Regions from separate parts of the Homo sapiens genome. Here regions 1 and 3 are each linked to region 2. Evidence: chromatin loops called from intact Hi-C (ENCODE). Cell type or tissue: CD14-positive monocyte. All regions are shown on one strand.

What was found. A loop is a pair of places that touch in the nucleus more often than their neighbours do. Peaks named below come from ENCODE experiments on the same cell type or tissue, not always from the same donor. Only the 100,000 strongest peaks of a DNase experiment are listed, where the experiment ranks them.
Region 1: a loop joins it to region 2, with 2.3 times the contacts of the local background. A loop is called at or near these places in 4 of 110 quality-filtered maps.
Region 3: it touches region 2 in a loop (2.2-fold over the local background); 2 of 110 quality-filtered maps call a loop at or near these places.

Annotation. Positions count from the first base shown.
Region 1 is chr7:139,851,740-139,856,739 of GRCh38, forward strand. All of the region lies in intron 1 of TBXAS1 (thromboxane A synthase 1), which reads left to right. Among named protein-coding and RNA genes, the nearest start is that of TBXAS1, 25 kb to the left of the region's middle. RefSeq lists an enhancer at 4,085-4,164. In CD14-positive monocyte, no CTCF peak of the experiment used is centred here; DNase peaks (open chromatin) are centred at 1,952, 2,552, 3,932 and 4,322; H3K4me3 peaks cover 3,030 bases; H3K27ac peaks cover 5,000 bases.
Region 2 is chr7:139,914,447-139,919,446 of GRCh38, forward strand. All of the region lies in intron 4 of TBXAS1 (thromboxane A synthase 1), which reads left to right. Among named protein-coding and RNA genes, the nearest start is that of TBXAS1, 88 kb to the left of the region's middle. RefSeq lists enhancers at 1-458, 1,360-2,559, 2,462-2,761. In CD14-positive monocyte, no CTCF peak of the experiment used is centred here; a DNase peak (open chromatin) is centred at 2,195; H3K27ac peaks cover 1,898 bases.
Region 3 is chr7:139,678,949-139,683,948 of GRCh38, forward strand. The region is part of intron 2 of HIPK2 (homeodomain interacting protein kinase 2); the gene reads right to left. Among named protein-coding and RNA genes, the nearest start is that of HIPK2, 97 kb to the right of the region's middle. RefSeq lists enhancers at 1,550-2,749, 3,726-3,895. In CD14-positive monocyte, no CTCF peak of the experiment used is centred here; DNase peaks (open chromatin) are centred at 1,933, 3,273 and 3,783; H3K27ac peaks cover 3,937 bases.

The DNA.
Region 1 (5,000 bases), 63 kb before region 2:
ACTTTGGAAAAGGATGTAATTTCACCACATTTGTTCACAATAGGGCACAGGTGATGTGGTAGACAGCCTCCAAGAGGGCCCTCTGGATCCTTGCCCTGGAATTCACACCCTTGCATAGCTCCCTCCCCCATTGTACCAGGGTCAGTTAGCATGACCAGTGGAATACAGCAGAGGTGATGGTGTTATCACTTCCAAGATTAGATTATTGGAGACTGGGGTTTCCATCTTGGGCTCGCTCTCTCCCTTGGATTGCTTACTTTGGGGAAGTCAGCAGCCATGTTGAGCAGCCCTATAGGGAGAGGCTCATATGGCAAAGCCAGCTACAGCTCCATAAGCAAGCATGGACACCATTCTCCAGCTTGACCCTGAACCCAAAGCACCTAGCTGATCTGCTCGCAGACTCCTGACCCTCAGAATCTGTGAGATAATGAATGTTTGTTGTCTTCAGTCACTTAGGTCTGGGGGCAATTTGTGACACAGCAGTAGATAACTAATATAGGTGCTGAGATAGGAATGGCTGGGACCAGGCAGGGTCAGGACTGAGGACTCTAATAATGGAAGGGATTATAAGTTGCAGGGAGCAGGCAAGAGGCCAAACCCAGAAAAGTGGTCTGTTCGGAAGGTCAGGCAGGTTCTGTGGGTCTCCACCTGTGGCTGTGTTCCAGAACCCAGAGAGGTGAGAGCCAGAAGCAAACACACTGAGGAACAACGGGCACTGAGATTCAGGGCTCTTGGACTAGAACTCTTGCCTTTTGACTTTGTCCTGTACAATTTCCAGCTAGACCCACAATTGATCATTATAGCTAAGAGATGATCAAAGGTCAGTGGCTAAACTTGCTAAGAATTAGGTCAAGACAAAGATCTGGGGGATTACAGGAACAAACATGATGCAAGGGGATTATAAATATTTTTTTGAAACTCTTAACAATATTCTTTTGTTACTTTGAGTTACCCAAGCTCTTTAAACTGTCTGCCAAGCTCAAAGGCAAAATTGGTATTTCCCAGGCCTTTTGGACGGGTCATAGTGCAATAGAAAGGTGGAAATATTGGCTGGGTTTATGAAGACATAACTTCTTATCCAATTGGCAAACATTTTTTAAATGCCTACTCGGCTGGGTACAAAAGAACCTAGAATTATTCTGAGCACCCACTACCAGTACTCAATGCCCCTGTGTACCAACCTTGGCTACTCCAATACACACACACACACACACACACACACACACACACACACACACACACACACACACAGTTGGCCAAAGAAGCAACCTGTCTGCTCTGCACAAGCCAGGTCTTCACTTTACTGAAGCCCCAGCTGACCCCTCTGGGCTCAAACTTTACTGAAGTGAAGACCTGGTCTGTGCAGAGGAGATAATGACAGATTTATCTGTCCTTATTTCAAGTCTTGAAGCCCTGTTGACTTAGTGGCTAATCTGATCAACTGATTTGAACCCTGGGGATAGCGTCCTGTAAGATGGCATCTGCCTTTTCACAGGGGACTCAGAGCCCTCAACCCACAGACTTGAACAAACAGGGGCTTTTCGCATCCCCCGTCTTACAGATAGGTTGGATTCTGGGCAACTGGCTGCTCTGCAAATGTAAAGTGAGAAACAGTAGGGCCTGGTAATGGTGAGCACAGACTCCAGAGCCAGACAGCCTGGGTTCGAATCTCAGCTGTGCTACTCACTAGCAGTGTGACCTTGGGCCAGTTACTTAATCTCTCTGAGCCTCAGTGTTCCCATCTGCAAAACGGAGATAATAATAACAGCATGTTCCACACAGAATTTGGGGAGGAGTAAATGAGCTCATGTGTGGGAAGCACTCAGCCGGGCTCCTGGCTCACAGGAAGCATCCTGTAACTGTTTCCTTTTATTACGCAGGATCCAGAGGCAGGGGCAGCCCCAGCTGACCCCTCTGGGCTCTAATTTAACTATCTGTTGGGGTTCACCGGAGGCAGATGTCCCTCTTTCACCACAAGTCTCAGGGGTTCTTTAAGGACTTCATAAAAACAAAGGATTAACTGCAGATGACTAAGCCCACATGATGGAAACAGAATCAGGTACAGTAAATAATGAACGTAGACAGGATTAGATTCCTACAAATAATACATTGTGTTCTCCTGCTCTTCATTGGCAATCATCCCCAGTAGGGAATCAGTGGAACTCTTTGAGTGGCCAAGGAAAACATCTCCATGTGCCCAGGATAGCCTGGGTGGGCTCCTGGAGGAGGCAACCCTTGAGCAGAAAGCCGAAGAGCAATCTGGCCTTTGCAAATGGAGAAAGAGTGGATGCATCAGCAGAGAGGAGAGTGGGCTGGGACAAGGGTGAGAGAAGGAAGCAAGCACCTAGGCCCAAAATTTAAGAAGGCCCTCACTCTCAGGGTTGTACAAGAGCAGGGGTGGCACTTGTACAGCCCTGAGAGTGAGGACCTCCTTAAATTTTGTACCCTAGGTTTGTTCTTGCCTCTCCTTTGTCTTGGCCCTAGAGAAAAGCCTGGGAAAAAGCCCAGAACGGTGAAACGACATGGCGTAACTAGGAACGTGTGAGTCATGCAAGATTGCCCAAGCCTAATTTAGGGACAGAGATGACTTACAGTGAGGCTAGCAGTCAAGCTGTGGCCGGATCACCAAAGACCCTAGGTGCCAAATAAAGGAGGTTAGTGCTTGAACTGAAAGTGACAGGGAGCCAAGGAAGAATTCTGAGCAGGGCTGCAACATGATGAGATTTGCATATGAGCAAGCTTCTTCTGGCATTGGTGTGGAGGACTGATTGGAGGATGATAGGAGAAGCTAGAGGCTGGGAGGCCAGTTCAGGACCCTACTGAAAACTCTATGCCCAAGGGAGAGACGACGACCTGATATAGGGCAGTGCCAGTTAGGAGTAAGAATGAAGAACTCACTCAAGACATGTGTTGAAGGCAGAGTTGACAGAACTTGGTGATTGACTGCAGATGAGGATCAAAGGAAAGACCCAAAGATAGCATGAAGTTTCAAAGATGGTCATCAATTTAGAAGCCAAGGGGGTTTATTAGACAAGATAACAAGCATGTGAAGGCAGTGATTTCAGCTTCCCCAAGTCCAAGGTAAACCCTTAGTTCTCCTGTTTTCTGTAGGATAAGCTCTCTGGAGGCTAGGATGTATCTTATTCATTTTTGTATGATATCTACTCTGTAAGTATCTTTGAACTGCATTAAGTGGCTTTCACACCTCCGCATCCTGCTCATTGGCTTTCAAGTGGCCTTAGGGGTGTTACTATTGTTTGAATGTTTGTCTCCTCCAAAAATCATGTTGAAATTTAATCCCCGATGTGGTAGTGTTGAGAGGTGAGGCCTGTAAGAGGTGACTGGGTCATGAGGGCAAAGCTATCATAAATGGACTCTGTGCAGAGTCCCCACCAGCAAGAAGGCCCTCACCAGATGCAACTCCTTAACCTTGGACTTCTCAGCTTCCATAACTGTAAGAAATAAATTCTTTTTCTTTATAAATTATCTAGGTTCAGGTATTGTGTTATAAGCAACAGAAAACAAACTAAGACAGGTATCAAAGTCCTTTTAAAGATGGCTGTGTAGCTGGGATCAGACCAACACAGCAATGTGTTCAAACTCCCATTCTAAACACACAGAACCTGGGGCTCTGACTTGGCCCCACGGTCTTGAGTTGAAGCCTGAAGTGTGACTGGATGTCAGGCGTGGGCTGCCCTGGGGCTTTGGGAAGTAGTGAAAGGGATAAGGTGAAGGTCAAGCAGAGTGGGGGATGTCAGGAGGCTGGGGAGGCTTGGGCTGCCAGGTGAAGTGGGCCTCATGAAAGACAATTTGAGATCAGAATGTCAGACAGAGAGCAGGCTAGAAGGCAGCTGGCTTCTGAGCTGCAGCCTAGAAAGGCTGATTCAGCAGTGCTAGGAGGAAGTGGGAGGTTTTGTCGTCCCAGAAGCCATATCTGGAGCAAGGGGAAGTACTAAGACCACAGGGTAGCATTTGGAGCCATACACTGGGACTAACTTCCTCTGACCTAGGCAACGACAGACTGCCCCTGTGGTCAACCAGAGCCCCCAGATCCTTTTCTGTGAGCTACAATGAAGCCAGGCCTCATTCTTCTTGAACTTGAGAAGTTTAGAAAATATCTGCTTTGCCTTCACTAGCCTCCATTTTCATAAAAATAAAGCGAGTGAAAAAAGCAAGTCTGAGCGCTTTGAAACATTAATTAAAGACACCACAGTTTCCTTATTTAACTGAGGGTTGCTACCTCATCTGGGATTATTAGCAAAGCAGAGAGCCTTTGTTGTGCTCGACAAAGTGATTAATTCAGACTCGAGGTGAATTTTGGCTTTCTCAACTTCTTTTGATGTGCTAAGATCCCCCAATGAGGACAACGTCATCAATTACTTAAGCCATTACCTTGAGATCACAATTATCGGGGAGGCCCAGTCTACTAATTGGCAGACAGAGAGACAGAAATGGACTACAGGGTTGTGGCTTCAACCCTTAATTGTTCTAGGGGGAGCGAGAGTCCTTTAAAATGTTTTGTGGCAATGCTCCTGCTAATCTGGGGTGATCGAGTTGTTTTTCCACCAGGCAAAATGCAGCCTGGGTGACCTGCGTCTCTAGAACCAAGAAACTGCCTGTGATTCCACTGACTTGGCGTTCTCATGGGCCAGGACACAGAACTCAGAACTGAGGGATGAGTGTGTCAATGGAAGAGGGATGAGGTTCATAAAATTGGAAAGGAGAGCTTTATTTCTCATAAAGGGTTGCGGCCTTCGGGTGGCCATTCCGACAGGCTAGGAAGATATTTTGATGGAGGGGAAAAGGGAATGGGAATTTATGCAGAGCAGGGAGGCCAAATATACATATTCAATAAGCTATGGGAGGAGTCATGAATATTTATGAAAGGAGAAACATGTGCATGCGCAATTGAGCGTCATGCGCCTTCATGGGTCCCATGTAGAAAAAATGGCAGCCTTAGCATAATCTGAGGGTGGAGTTTTCGAGCCTCTGACTTCAAA
Region 2 (5,000 bases):
TTCTTATTCTTGGCCTCCTCTCAAGGCCTGGAGTTGGGGGATATGATCCACCTTACTGGGCTGTCATAAAGCCACATGGGATCATGCATATAACCTCTCCCTCTACACAGTACTTGGCAGGTGACACATTACTGCTTCTCACAAGAAAACCCTCCACCTCTTCCACACCCATCCAAACTCTTGCTGTTCTTCAAGACACTCCTCAGATACTGCCTCCTCCAGGAAGCCTTCCCTGCCTCCATCCACATGCACTTTTCCCCTTCCCTGAACTCTGGCAGCGCTCACCATGTGTGTCACTCGTTGTCACAGTTGATCCCCTTGTGCCTTCCAGTATTTACAGTGAAGGAGGATATGGCTTTCACTCTAGCTTGATTATTAGCTCTTTAAGGCCAAGAACTGTATCTTGTATTTTTTTTAAACCCCATGACATAAACACATATTGACTCTTCAGCATCCAATATATTCTTGTTCCAACTGAATGGAATTTCCATCAACTTGACATTCCTCCCAGAAGAATGAGGTATTACTTGAACCTGGAGTTGCAATATAGTCTTCTTCGTCTCGGTCATTCACAAACACGTAAAAAGACCCATCATAGATAAGATCTCCAGGAAATCCCAGTGTTTATAGTTTTCCATCTGGGAATGCATCCACTTATGTGTAGCTTTGTTTATGGTCTTTAAGCCAATTCCATATCGATGGTAAAACAACCCTTAGTGACTCAATTTTTTAAAAAACAGTCTTTAAAGTGGGATTTTCTCACAGGTTTTTGAAAGTCAAATTAAATTGGGTTCTGTGGTTCCCTCTTATCCATATGCTTATTTATCTGCTCAAAGAACTCAAGGAGATTAGTGAGACGTGATTTCTCCTTACTGACACCACGTTGCCTTCCCTCTAATAGGCCATGTTTACTTAAGCGTTCAGCAATTCAGCTTTATTATACATTCACTCGGTAAACATTAAATGCTTACTCCATGCAGGCTGCTACCAAACGGTCCCTTGTGATACAGAAAATACCTCGGCATATTAGTTTGATAAATTAAGTGAAAAGGAATTTAAATAATGCATGCTCTCATTCTCCAACAGGGAGAGCCCATGTCTGCTCACAAATTCAGGCTTGAGTTACGTTGAGTTTTGTCCCTGGACAGCCTGGTGGAGAAGGGCCCTGATTTGGGAAGCTGGATTTAGCTCTGAAATTTGACATGAGCCGTAAGCATCCCATGAGGGATCCATAGAGCATATTCACTGGAGGTGGGGGTGATGCAACAGGGAGCTCCCTGACATACAACAACATTGAACAAATGTGTGAATTCAAATATCATCCTGTGAAATATTCTTTTCCAAACTCCAGAACACTGGCTGGAGCAGACTGTGGGTTGGATCCGGAGCGGCAGTTCTTAATGTCATGCTTTCCCATTCACAGTTTTTGGGCCTCTGGAGTCTGTGCAATGTCTCTGCTTCATCTTGCTCATTTTCCACGTGGACCTTGTAGGTCTCTATCAATGTCCTCAGTGCTTCCTGAAACTGCTCCATGATGGTGCAACCACAGCTTATCATTAAACCCAAATCAATCTTCTTGGCACTTATAGAAGCTCAGTCGTCCTGGTACATCAGGACTCGGATGTTTCTATTTAGATATTTTCAATGAGCTCTTCTTTGCTGTCAGGTACGGTACCTAATGAAACCATAGGGCAGCTCTTTTTTAAATATCTGTGGAAAATGGAGCTGAGTCCACATGACTCAGCAGAAATGGTCACAACCAGAGGCAGAACTTCTTGTTCTTGGCCTCCTATCAAGGCCTAGAGTTAGGGAGCTGTGGGAAGGGTGATAAGAGGTAAGCCAGTCTTTGGCCCATGTTAGCTTGGTCTGGTCAGATAGGCATGTCAGGGATGTGTCAAAACACTAAGCCTAGTGCTTTGGAGATGTGGGTTCTGGTCTGGAGTGGCAGTATGGAGTGCCATCTCTCAGGTCCTCATGAGCAACACAGAGGTCACCTCTCCAGGCACAGGTCGAGCCACACCACTGACACACAAGAGTCACGTCCAAAGCCATGTGATGGACGTGGTGGGTGGTTTTATCCCGAACCATCAATACCCGGCACCCTGGCTGCCCCAGGTTCAGCCTCTCAGGGGCTGCTTCACTCGCTCTCCACACAGCTGTGAACATTGCAGGATGAGTCACTGTGAAACCACAAACTCCTTGGCATTGGTGAAGATGACTAAAGTTATAGGCAAATTAGTCACTGGAAACCTTCCTGTCCTCTGTATCTGCAGCAGCCTCCTATCGAAGGAAGAAAAGAGTATGTTGGCTCATTGCAGAGCTAATTGGCAAGGAAAGCTCAATTCAGGGCTACAGGTGAGTCAGACGCCCTTGTGCGGGGGCCACAGGGACCCGCCTGCTGGCATCCATTGAGGAGAGAGGGGCCCTTGGCAGACTTGCCATAAAACCGCCCCCCTTGAACTCATTCCTACACCTGTAACCACTGACAGTTTTTGAAAACTGTTCACCTGGAGTTCCTGGTTCTCTTTCTCTTAAATCAAACATTGAGTAAATGAAGACACTCAGATGTTCAAACATGTGCATCAAGATTTTACTTGTGAGAGTGGTTGCCATGCATGACCTAGGGAAGCTCTCATGGCTTCAGTCAAACCTTGCCAACTTTTTTTAGCTGTGCATTTCTTGAGAAAGGTCAACTCACATTACGGGTCTACAGCTCTGAGCAAGGGAGAAGTTCTTCCTGAAAGCACAAACAGACTACAGAGGGCAGTGAAACCAGAAACACAGGTGTGCAACCTCATTTGCCTGCCCCCGTCTCTATTTTGAGGCCTCTTTGTTTTATGTGACCTCCGTCTCCTTCTCTGCCGCAATCTTCTTCTTATAACACCCACTTTCTTCTTTTAATTTCCCCCTCTTCTAAGCCATAGCCCAGTGGTATGGCGAAAGGTCTTTGCTGTGCATAGGAAACCCTCCAATCTGAACTGGAAGCTTCCTGTTGCAGGATGGGCTGCCCCATTGGAATTCCCAGGTGACAGTCGCAATGGGATGCCTGTCCCCTGCAGGTCTCCCATTTCACCTGCTTTTCTAATGTCTGGACATGGCTAAGTCCTAGAAAAGCCAGATCCATGGCATTACATTTAATCAGTACAACACACTGAGCTTCGTTTCCAACATGGTAGCTAAGTTTTAATTCTAACATCTTTAAAAGTACTGAGTGTCTTGTGATGCCTTGGGAACACAGGAATAGTGTTAAGTGGTGTTGATTCTCAATGCTCAAATGTACTTCTCTCTGCCTTGCAGAGATTTTTCTAAAATTTCAAGACCTTGTTGAAAATGATTTCATATTTTTGTGTCTTACTAGACTCTTGGTTCAGCAGGAAGCTATCTTTATATATTTTTTTAACAAAAAGAAATTAGTAAAAGCTTGCTCTGATATTTATGCCATATTTCCCTAACTTTTGTCGTGGCAGAAGTAGAAATAAGTGTGTAAACCAGGAGATTAATATCTACAATTTAGGCATGAGAATAGAGAAATAAACCATAAAATCAATTCTTATCTCTCAATGGATATATTCCAGAACATTCCATGGAAATCAAGTGACTAAGTCCTGATCCTCCCTGTCTTTCTCCGCCCCAATCTCCTTCTTATGACATTCCCTTTCTTCTTCCCATTTTCCCTCTTCTAAGCCATAGCTCAGTAGTATGGTGAAATGTCTTTGATTTTAGTTTAAAGAAATGAAATCAGATTCCAGATTTGCTACCTCTTATTAGTTGTGTGGCCTTCAGACAATCCTTTAACCTCCTGATTCTCAATTTCCTCCTGTGTAAAATACATTAGACTAGCTAATCCCTAAGGTCTGTTTGGTGCCCAGTTCACGTGACCGTTGGCAGCCACAGGGAGCCACGGAGTCCCACCAGCGTCCCATAGAGCCACTTGGAGCTTCAGGTACAAGGAACAAGCCCCTCTTAGGCCCCCTCAGGAAAATTTATTCTCGCAGCCAAGCATGTCAAGTGCAATATCAGGAACACCCTTGTCCTTCTTGAACACTGCTTCTGGCCAGAAACTCTGCTGAGATCTGTTGGAGAGTTTCCTGCAAAGATAAGAGTTAACAAGCCCCCAGATTCCCTTCCCCGCTCAGGAGGGGCCCTCACTGTCAGCTTTGGGGCTGATAGAAGCACAGTTCCAAGCGCCTGGCTTCCTCCTCCTCCCCAGTGGATAAAATGCTGGAACTCCGTCAGGCAGGACTGCCATAATTAGAAGAGGCCCCTTTCCAGCAGCTGAAGCTGACTAGGCAGATAGAGCCCAAATTTGTTTTTAGCCACCACATGCCCCTGAGCTGACCCCTCGAGCTGTGGACACATCTCACAACCTCACCCGGAGGCCATTCTCTCAGGCCAGTCACACTCTCCCACAGAGAGAGCGAAGATGATGTCAAATCTATGGCCACCTTCTACCAGCAGAGGGAATGAATGAAAACTGACATGTAGAAGAGTAAGACCACTACTGTTTTCATTTTTGGTATTTTTTTTTTACATTTTAATTTTTTTATACTCTATTTTTAGTAAAAGGGACACCTTTACTATTTCAAACCACCAAAATATAAGCCCTATTTGGTTCAAATCTTTGTACAGCCAGATAGCAATAGATATAAATTGACAATGGCCTCAAGTATAGAATTTGGGGTTATACAAGTGACAGAATTCTTGAGTCTCAGTTGATTATAATATAATGAGGGGACAGTGCCAGGTCTTTCACGTCTCCAGGTGGGAAGGGGACAAGTTGCACGATGGCTGTCCTCATCTGTGCCTGGTTGTGTGAGAATTAGAAACAACGTTTGTAACAGTGGTACCTAGTCTTTGTGACCGTGGTCCTCTTTTTGATATTAATATTTTTGCAGACTAGTTGGCATAAACAAGTTGGCTCTCTGTACTCACATTACAACCACTGAGGTATAACACTATCTCTTGGAGTCCTTAGAAGCACCTCGCTCTGTTCAGCTGGC
Region 3 (5,000 bases), 240 kb before region 2:
TTGGCTCTCTGTTTGTCTATTATTGGTGTATAAGAATGCTTGTGATTTCTGCACATTGATTTTGTATCCTGAGACTTTGCTGAAGTTGCTTATCAGCTTAAGGAGATTTTGGGCTGAGACGATGGGGTTTTTTAAACACACAATCATGTCATCTGCAAAGAGAGACGATTTGATTTCCTCTCTTCCTACTTGAATACGTTTTATTTCTTTCTCTTGCCGGATTGCCCTGGCCAGAACTTCCAATACTATGTTGAATAGGCGTGGTGAGAGAGGGCATCCTTGTCTTGTGCCAGTTTTCAAAGGGAATGATGAAGCCTCTTTTCTAAAGGGCCTTAAACCCATTCACCAGGGAGAAGCCTTCACGGCCTAATCACCTCTTAAAGGCCCTATCTTTTAATACTCTCACATTGGCAACACCTGAATTTTGAAGGGGACCCATTAAAACCATAGCAACAAACAATTATAAAGATTATGCTAAGAAGATGTGGGTACTTCGGGTAGACAGAGAAGTGTAAATGGGGTTAGGAATTGCATTAGGAACACTATATGCTCAGAAATACCAATCTTTAAATTAAACAACCTATCGAACTGCCTTTACATGGTGCACTGCTGGTTATAAATGTGCAATACCTGATGGGGGGAAAATTCCAGGAGAGCTTATAAAAGCATGCTAGAAGCATTAAAATTTTCCAGCCATTTCATTATTTGTCATTCAGCAAATGTTAATATTTCTCTTTGTATTCCTACTGAAGCTTGAAATTAACATGGCTTTTTGTTTATTTCTTCATTTCTGCCTCCTTGTCAGCTCATCTCAGGAATGCAGTTGGTTAGCTAGCTGCTGCAGAGCCAAATAAAAAAGCCTAAAGAAACTCAAACATTGACTGGCAAAAGGCTCTGCATGAAAAGGCATTTGTTTTTTAACCTCTCAGAAGTAGAACATTTAGCTTAAAATAAATATTTAACATCTAGGATGCTTTTATCAAGAATCATTTTGACATGGACATTAGTCTTTATCCCAAAAGCCAGATACCCTGGGGAGCAAAGTTCGCTGCAAATGTATGCAAAGGAATAGCGTGTGCAGGATACAAGGAGGCCGGAAGGCCGGAAAGCAGGGGGAGTACAGGATTTCCTAAGGTAAACCGATCTCTTAAGAATGCCTGTTCCCCTCCCGCAAATAATCATTAAACAGAATTCAGCATAAGTTCAGCATTTTCAAGTCACTCAGGGACACAGGTACCCGGGAATGTTCCCTCTGCCCCTGGACTGTTTGTGTTGGATTCCAGCCTGGCTCCTCCTGTCCCCCGACTGCAGGACTGTTTCCCACATGGAATCACGATTCAGTCACGATTAACACCCTCCCCACAGCGTGGCTGGTGCCCAAGCAGCCCCAGTAGGGCTTGGGCCTTGTGGAGGAGAGCCCTCCCCTGGGTGAACAACCCAGACAAGCCAAGTCAACTCTGGTTTTGGGATCGAACATTAAATTCACGTCACTGGCTTTAATTCTTTCCTTACCAGGTGCCTTGGGTTTTGAGGGGATGCTGTTTTATGAGGGCTTTTGTGAGGGCCAGGGATGTTTTCAAAACTACAGGGCTTGGCAGACATGGGTACTGAATGTCCCCAGGAACAAAGTAACCAGGGATTGTGTCCAAAACTGGCTTGAAGAAATGCCTCAAATGTAGCAAATCATTTTTTAAAATTCATGTTAAGATCGGCCAACAGCCTTCAGAAGACAGAACCTTTTTCATGTCTGTGGCATGTGTGTGTTCACGTGTGCTTCCTGAATTTCCCAACCAGGACATGAAGAGCACAGCCCACTGGGATTTTTTTGCTGGTGGCTTCCCATTTGGGAACAGGCTCTGAGAGACAATCTGAGCGGGCTTCCTGTGTTGTCTGAGGCCAGCTTCCACAGGGCTGCCATCAGTCAGCCCATTACTCAGCCATGGGCCCAGTGAGGCAGCCACAGGGCCACTGTGCTACAAGCACCCTCCCCGCCCCTGGTTTTCGTGCCATGGGTTTCCTGTGGAGAACATCGTCACGCTATATTCATCTTTCCTCTTAGCTGGCGCTGAGTCACTCCATGATAAAGCCACTCTTCAAGCTCTATTTTGGGTACACTTTACACTCTGAGGGAGCCGGTAACACATCTCTCCTGATATAAATGTACAGGAGAGCCCGTCAACCACAGCTCTCTGATGGAGCCTACAAGTTGCAATTGGGTCAATGTTTTCACTGCCACAGCACTTAATCACTTGAAAACTTTATCTAAACTTGTGAAGTTTTCCCTGCTTTTAGCTTTTCATTCTTTTTGGCCTGTTTTGATAACAGAAGCATGCTGCCGTCCATCCCAGGTCAGAGCTGGTGGCAGGAGAGAGGTGGGTGGGAGAGGAGGGAGGACACAGCCCACTTCTCAGGTCCTTCTAAATGGTCTTTATTAGCGGATTTCAAAATTTTGCAGTGAAATTATCAGAACACCTGGCACCTCCACATTTAAATGGAAGCACAAACCCAATTCCAAAGCCAAAGGCTTCTTCCGGAACCCCTGCTGTTTTCTATAATCAGCGCCAGTGCTGCACTCCCCTCGCCTCCTCCCGCTCAGTGTGGGTGTCAAGAGGTGACCACAAAAGAGGCTGCTCAACATCACCTGAGAACAAAGCCTCCTTTCCTGCAATTCCAAATTGACTTTTGCTGTACAAGAAAATTAAGGATGCTGTGGCTACCACCAGAGAGCACATTTAAAACTCCTCACATGAAAGGCCCTTGCACTCCTGGGAAAAATATTCTCACTTTAAGGAGAGTCACAGCGTGCGGAGCCTGGACTTTCCATGCACCAAGCCCTGGGTCCATGCAGCCACCACTGCTCCAGGGAGCAGAAGGTCTGATGTTCTCTGAGCTGGAATCTTCCTACATTTCTTTGTCCACTGACTGGGGGCCCTGGTTCTAGGACAGCATCTCCCCTGGTGCTGGAGGTGCTCAAACCACCATGGCCTGGCCTGAGTGGGCTCTATCTTTTCCAGGGCAGGCATCACAGTGGAGCCCTCGGATCTGGCTGACACTCCTGTTACTCGTGCACGGCTTATGTCATGCTGGTACAGACCCTGGGCCATGTAGAGGACTCATGGTGAGATGCCAATGTGGCTACTGCCCCAGCTTCTGCCCTCACTTGGCACATACCATAGACCACGTTGCTTCCACTCCTCAGAAGGAAAACCCCCTCTATTGCCAAGCTGTTCAATATTCACGACAGGCAAGGTCCTTATGATTCAGTCCTGTTACCTCTCCAGCCTCATCATCCACCACATGCCCTCACTCACTCACTCATCAAACATCCACTGAGAGCCCATAGTGAGTCAAGACCTGGGCTTGGCACCAGGAACACTGGGTAAAACCCATCTCTAGCCTCAAGAAACTCATCCATGAGCAGGGGTAGCCAGACCTGTAACTATACATGTGCAATGAGGGGTTGGAATGAAGGGCTCTGTTGAGGCACCTAGGACAGAGATGTCAGTTCCACCTTCTTCAGGTGCAGTGTGGACACCACCTCTTACGGGAAGCTTTCCCTCATCCCTCCCGCTGCGTGCCTGTGCCCTCCTCTGGGTCCCTGTGGTGGGTGGGGCCGTAATGACTGTGCTTGACTGCTCCTCAAGAGCAGGAACACTGTTTTACTCATCTCCTCCCCACAGCACCCTGCACCATGTCCTGCCACACAGTAAGTGCTCCATGCATGTTTATTGTTTCAAATGCGCCTAATGGTAAATCTCAGACTCTGAGTCAATGGCAATCTCCCAAAAGCACTGTGTTAAGGACCCGCGTTCCCCTTTCTTCTAACAGAGGGGACAGAAGGCGCTGGAAGACTCCAGTCAGGACATGTGACTGCTGGAGCAAGCCTAGCTGCTCATGAGCTGTGTGCATTCCAGAGATGCTTCTGGCCCCTCTTGCCCCTTGTCCCCTCCTCTGTAGGACAGTGGAGGGCCCCCTGGCATCACAGGGCCACAGACAGGAAGTGGGGTGGAGCAAGAGAGGCTGGTCCTTTCTGGGAAATGACAGAGCAGCAAGAACCAGACTTTCTGGTGGGAGAGAAAGGAGAATGTGTGTTCTCTCTTAAATATAAGGCATTTTTACCACCAACACGCCACTCAGTAAGGTCACTCCTGGGTTGATGAACAAAACCTTGCTGTTTGTACAATATTTAGCATTACCTGGAAGGGCCTGGCTCTCACCTCGGAGCCTGGACGTGACCTGCTTCATGCTTAACTATATAACACGCGTGCCACACACGAGGATAAAAATGCGAACAGAGACTGCATTAGCTGCCTGTTAATGTGTAACAAGGTACCGCAAAACTTAGTGCCTTAAAATAACCATTACTTCATGGTTGCTCTAGGCCAGTGCTTCAGCAGCGGCCTAGCCGGGTCTGGTGCAGGGTCCCTCATGAGGCTGCGATCAAGATGTTTCCAAGCTCCCCAAGGCAGCTGCGGTCTGTGAGCCTCAGCTCCTCCCTACGGGGGCCTCCACAGGACTGCTCACAACACGGGAGCCAAAGCGAGAAATACCAGAGAGAGAGACACACGCATACCAAGACAGAAGCTGCAGAACCTCTCAGAATCTAATCTTGGAAGTGAAACACCGTCATTTCTGCCAGATTCTCTGGGTCACACAGACCAATCCTGGTGAATACCAGGAGGTGAGGGTCATTAGGGGCCTTCCTGGAGGTTGGCTGCCACTGTCATACCCTGGCAATGGCATTCATACCATTGGCAGGCAATGGCATGTCATACAGCTTCATGAGGGTTGGCTATGTCCTTTCCAGAGTAAAATAGATAGATTCATTATTCTGTATTACACCAACAGTTAGGTCTTACTCACTCTCCTGTGGTTTTGAAGGGCTACAAATACTTTAGAAAATAGTTTTAAACACTGAATGGGCTTGGAATTTGGGGAGGGGCATATATATAGAGAGACATACCTCATTATATTGCCCCTAGCTTGACTGAGCTTTGCAG